2 separate regions of the Homo sapiens genome follow, and region 1 is linked to region 2. Evidence: read pairs that join two places in POLR2A ChIA-PET (ENCODE). Cell type or tissue: MCF 10A. All regions are shown on one strand. Each heading gives the region's core, and the rest is flanking DNA. Links, peaks and the distances in the headings are about the cores only.

Region 1 (2,804 bases), core at 198-2,697, 100 kb after region 2:
GTTAATGTCTTGCGTGTGCCCTATGTAGGTTCATTAGGGCCTTTAAAGGGGGAAGAAGGTGGTGGCTATAAATGTTACAATCTTACCTTTGGCCCCTAGGGATTCTGTCTTTCAACCTTGGTTCAGTAACAACTTGTGACTGCCCAACAGGGCTTCCTTTCGGGAGAGAATGGCTTGTTACATTCAAATATGCCATGAAAGTATCACCATTTATTTCAGTGTCTGATGCCCCAGCTTGGGCAGCCTGAGCAGGCTCTGAATGGGTCTGAAGAGGCCCTTTAGAGTAGAGATGAAGAGGGGGTGGGGAATCCTCAATTCTAAACAAAGAGTCTGCAATGGGAAGATGGCCAAATGCTGTTTTTGGAGTGGGTGAGAGGGAAAAGAAAGGTATAGATGGTTCGTTGGAAAATGTGGTTTTATACCGGGTTTTGGTGTCAGGTCCCCGAGGGCAACATGGACTCCACACTGTGATCCTCCGGGCAGCTCATAGCCCCAGCCCCTTCCTTTTGCTTCCTGGTCAGTTTGTGAGAAGGAGGGGTTGTGTCTCCAATCTGAGCAATAAGGGGTCTGAGGGGGGTTGGATCCATGTGGCTTTCCTGTGTCTTGTTCCTTGTAAAAGTTCCAGGTTTTGGGTCGTGAGCTGTGTGTGTGTGTGTGCGTGTGTGTGCGCTGTACGTTAATATGGAGAGATGGGCTTGGGCCAGTGGGAAATAGAGAGACCCGCAAGCACAGAGTGACAGGGTTTGATAGTAAGCAGCAGGCCAGCGTTGCTGCTTTTATTCCTCGGTAAATCCTTGCACAATGCCATATGCTCTTGCATTCCGTAGCTGCTGCATAGGGTGTGATTTAGTTAATGCCCGCTCTGCAAACAGGAAACGGTGCTCACTGCTGTGTATGCTTTTCATGGAGATAAAGTGTCAGGAGCAAGACCCCAAACCTGCGAAATCACTAATGCAACCGCCCCCCATGCCCCAAAAGGTGGGAGTGGGGGATAAAAAGAGTAGGAAAGTGGTGTGGGGAGGGGAAGCTTTAGGGCCATAACTCAGACAATTTGTCAGGCAGTGGCATCGGTTGGGAGGAAAATATTGATGTACACTTTTTGTTTTTGAACCTGAAGTTTGGGTTTTTTCGGATGCATTGGAGGACTTTTAAATGTTTTCGGAGTGCCAGAGTTTGGACTGTTAGGTCACCGTAGGTACCGGCTTGCATATCATTTCAGAGGAATATTTTCAAAACTCCATAAAAACATGCGGCTTTCAAGGCTGGACCACTTGTTCAGGTCCTCCTCCCACCCCCCACCCTTTTTGGCAAAACCATGCAAACATTGGTATTCAAAAATATTTTGTTACTTTTCTTGGCAAAGTGTTCCAAGAAGGAATTGCAACACAGTCTCAGAGTTAGGAGGCAACTTTCTGGGGAAAAGGCGGGGGTTGGGGAGGTTTGGAGTTTGAATCAAAAACAGACACCGAAGCTTTAATAAAATAAATGAAGCGGAGCCCTTTCAGCTCACGGTGGACTGTGTTGGTGCGCGGGTCAGGCTTTAACGTGCCTAGTGGAAATTGACAGTCTGAGAACTGGGACATAAACAAAAATGTCAGTCCCTGGGAGTCTTGTTCACTGGACAATGTCTCAATTGTTCCTTTGGTTTTCAAGGCAGCAGGGAGAGTGGAATATTAACTGTTTACTGCCCAAAGCTGGCTCGGAAATTGCTTGGAGAAGGGGAGAAAAAAGACAGAAAATCACATTTTTTATTTAGAAACTATTAAACATGTCAGTAAGAGATAGGAAAAGAGCAGATTGTTTTCTCCTTAATTATCTGCCATTCACTTCCATATTTCTGCATACCATTTTTGGGGTGTGTGTGTGTGAAGGAACAGCAGGGTGTTTCTTTTTAAATTTGAATGTTAGCCTTGCATATTGTCAGTTTTTAAAGCTTGCTGGCATGTAGATTATCCGCCCCCGGTGGATATGACAGTGGGCTTTAGGAAAGGAAGTGTGATTTCTGATAACATTTACATCTTAGCTGTTCAGCGGATACCCTGTTAGTGTTTGTTCTTCAGAATGCTCAGATAGAACAAAAATCAAGTGGTTGGAATTTTAAAAAACAAAATGTATTTGGCTCTCCATAAAAATGCATTTAGTGATAAAGGGGGGCAGCAAGTAACTATGTCTGAGAGAAGGAATTGCAGGCACAGAGGAGATCCAGAATTCTGTTCACACTTGAATTTACTTGATTCGAGAAACAAACAGCAAAGCCTGGTGTATTGGCCTTTATCTGGGCAAAGTTCAAAACTCAACTGGTAATTATGTCCTTAGAAGCCTTAAAAGGACTGTGTTGTTACAAAAGCAGTGACTGAGCTTACTTCTTCAGGACCGAATGCACTCGAGTTGTTTGTTAGATAAACTTGTTTTAATAAATGGGGGGGTCAGGGGAGAGGTTTCTGTTCTTGGAAGATTCCCTGATAAGTAGCTTTCTTCTCTTGGAGAACTTCAGGCTTTCTCTCCAAGCGAGGGGTTTGCAGGCAGCTAAAGTCAGCTTCGGCTTCTGCTTCCTGTCAGTCAGGAAGTCACTTCCTTAACCCAAATTACAAGCTAGAGCACAACTCCCCAGCCATACCGAAAAGAGCAGGTTTTTCCCAGAAGACTGTGTTTCTAGATGCGGAAGTGTAAATTGGTACGCTGTGTGATCATGGAATGCCCAAAATACATAGGGAACAGTGTTGTTGGAAAGAGGCGCTGTGTCCCCAAGGAGAAGACGCCGCCCAGAATGGCTGGATCGCCTGTTGTGGCTGAGTGCGAGGCAG
Region 2 (2,804 bases), core at 287-2,786:
AAGAATACTGTAACCTATTAAAGTTGATTGGAAAAAGTAGTTTTACATTTCTTTTTCCCTCCTGGCAAAGTGGAAATAGGAATATGGTGGTTGAAATTCCAGTTAGGTTTGAAATTTCTTTTTAAGGACTTGATTATTCGAGCCCTTGCATCTTCTCTTATCCAAAGTTATTTGCTTTTCAACCGAGCTCTTTGCTACTAGGTTGAACAGATAAATAAGCTGCATCTTGAATTCATTTTTGAACTTGGAATCCAGCATTTAAAGGAAACCGAGAGGGGCCTATTCATTGGGATTTTATTTAGCCGGGCAACTTCTCTTTCTGGCTTGTGAAAAATGGACGTTTTTTCCTCACTGAAACAACATAATCCTTTCTAATACAAAAGATTTAGACCTTGGAGTGTGAAGGGTTAATGGTGGTCCTTCCCAGTTGTCCTCCCACCCCCCCACCTCACCCCTGATTGTTTTGACAACACTTTTCAAAGTGTGACATTCCAAGCCCCTACATAACAATGTAATATTACTGTAATTACACAGGTCATTACATTTTAAATAGAGAACAATAAAATGCTTATCGCCCTGAAAAAGAACAGGTGTTCTTACCCTTCTTTGGTATTTATGCTAATTGTTTTTCATCTCCTTCAGAAATATTTATGGCGAACATGTTTAGATTTCAATCTCAATGCAACCGTATTAATTCCATGCTAATCTTTATAGGTTGGGGTTTAATGTCTGCAGTATGGATTATAGGCTCAACATTCACCCAATAAGTCATATTTTAATGATTATAAATTAAATATGCCAGCGCTTTCCACTTTGTTGATATTGAAACTTTCTGAAATCCCAGAAACAAACTCAGGCATTTGGGAGCCTAACGAGCTTATCTGGAAGACGTGTTTTTGGAAACTTTTGACTGTTTAAGGGAAGGAGCTTTGACTGATGCCCTCTGTGTCTGATTGAGAAAGAGTTTTTTGAGGAAAACAATCCTCGTTCTTGCTAGGAGTTCTTCACCTTGATTTTAATTTTACTGATAGGGATTTCATTTAGAGTCATTGCTGGAAGTTGGTCAGCTTTCTGTTTCTTAGCAAGCTGTGAAAAAGTTACCGGAAGGTTTCCAGGGGCTTGCAGATCAAGAATGCTGTTCTGTTTGCCGTGCTGGATCGCTGCAGTTCTGCACGCCATTGAAAAAAATATTTGCTTTAGAAAACTAGCATTTTAATAGTTGCACCAGAGGCTGTGCTTTTAAAGATTACAGTAGAAGTCTTTCCAGGTTTCGAATGCCTCCTTACATCCCACGAGGTGCCCCTGGCTGTGTGCAAAAAGTGCCTAGATTTCTCGGTGGAGAAATCCTGGTGCAACTTCTCTTACACACGTGCAGTGGGTAAACTAGAAGGTATCTAAGAGGATTTTACATTTTGTCAGATGTTTCACAACAGGCCCCCCTGAATCACATTAAAAATGCACTGTAGAGAAAGGACAGCTGCAAATTTTTGTGTGGACGCGTGTTTCTGGACCATGACTAAAACTCCGAGGACCTTTCCCCCAGCTGTCTGGAAGTTATGTGGAAGTTGGTTTATTGGCAGTTAAGTATGAGACAACCTGGATTTAGCAAATGCTCTCTCCTGCACAGGAAGTAGATGACATTATATTGGGGGAAGGGAGGAGATTTCAGGCAAGGAGTGATTTACCTTTTTTTTTTTTTTTTTTTTTTTAAATGCTGGAGTTGCCAAATAAATAAGCACTTTCCAGGGAAGTAAGTGTAAGCTTTTTAGTCTTGGTGAGTGGCATTAGATAATATCTTTGACTGCATTTATAATTCTTTTGAGGTGACACATTTTAAAGTTTGGAAAAGGAGGCTGAACCAAATTCTTGAGGGTCTTATTTTCAAAGGGGTGTGTGATGTGGGCATCTGAGTTTCTTCTGGGAGTGAATATTGGCAACTATGTAAGTAAATCTTCAACTCTGACTTATAATTGAGCACATTTGTGAAGGAAATGGTTAATTTTACAACCAAAGGCAAACTCGCACCTCGACAGGTCTGCTGAAAGAAATGTGCCCCAGTCTTTTTGCTGGCAAGCGCACCACCAGGTCATAAATCCACAGGCTTTATTTACAGCCCATAACACTTATGAATGTTAAGATATTTGACGCCACGTTGGCCTTATAATATTCAAGGTCCGCAGACATTGGCAGTAGCTCAGATTTCTCTCACTAATTATAAGCAATGAGATGGGGGGAGGTGGTGGTATCCTAATGCAAATGCTGCCCTCCCTTCTCCGCTGACCCCCACCTCTACAATCTTGAGTTTACTGAGACAGACGCCACCACTCCTTTGGCAGCTGACTTGTACGTTTCCTCTAGGCTATTGTTATACACATTTATAAAGAGCACTTTCAGGAATGGAAATTCAGTGGGGGCTCTGCACAGATGCCTTTTTCAAAAGCAAAGTTGCTCTAGGTGTTTGCATCTTTTCCCTTTTCTTTTCTCCCTTTTTCCTTTCTTTCTCTTTTCTTAATTCCCCCCAACACCCCCACCTTTTTTTTTTTTTTTTTTTTTTTTTTGAGATTACATTGCCTATATTGTGCATTTTCCCCAGGAATACTTAAAGAAACCTGGTATGGGAGACGGCTCTTTAATTTATATGATGTTCCCCTGAGTGGAAGGGAAAATGTACACATTACATAGTACACTAGTTAAACTAGTTAACGTGAGAGTTTTTAAAAAAGTGAGATGAGGTGAAGAGAGTTGACTAAAAGAATATAATAGGTGAGGGGAAAAAAAATCCAGGTTTACACTGGGGATGGGAG

Evidence for each region. ChIA-PET counts read pairs that join two places held together with the same protein. Peaks named below come from ENCODE experiments on the same cell type or tissue, not always from the same donor. Only the 100,000 strongest peaks of a DNase experiment are listed, where the experiment ranks them.
Region 1: POLR2A ChIA-PET joins it to region 2 with 37 read pairs; 9 of 35 experiments call an interaction of 5 or more read pairs at or near these places.

What each region holds. Positions count from the first base shown.
Region 1 is chr10:113,058,054-113,060,857 of GRCh38, forward strand. The region is part of intron 5 of TCF7L2 (transcription factor 7 like 2); the gene reads left to right. Among named protein-coding and RNA genes, the nearest start is that of SNORA87, 14 kb to the left of the region's middle. RefSeq lists an enhancer at 90-718. In MCF 10A, for the core only: no CTCF peak of the experiment used is centred there; DNase peaks (open chromatin) are centred at 348, 808 and 1,398.
Region 2 is chr10:112,954,659-112,957,462 of GRCh38, forward strand. All of the region lies in intron 3 of TCF7L2 (transcription factor 7 like 2), which reads left to right. Among named protein-coding and RNA genes, the nearest start is that of TCF7L2, 5.8 kb to the left of the region's middle. In MCF 10A, for the core only: no CTCF peak of the experiment used is centred there; a DNase peak (open chromatin) is centred at 1,523.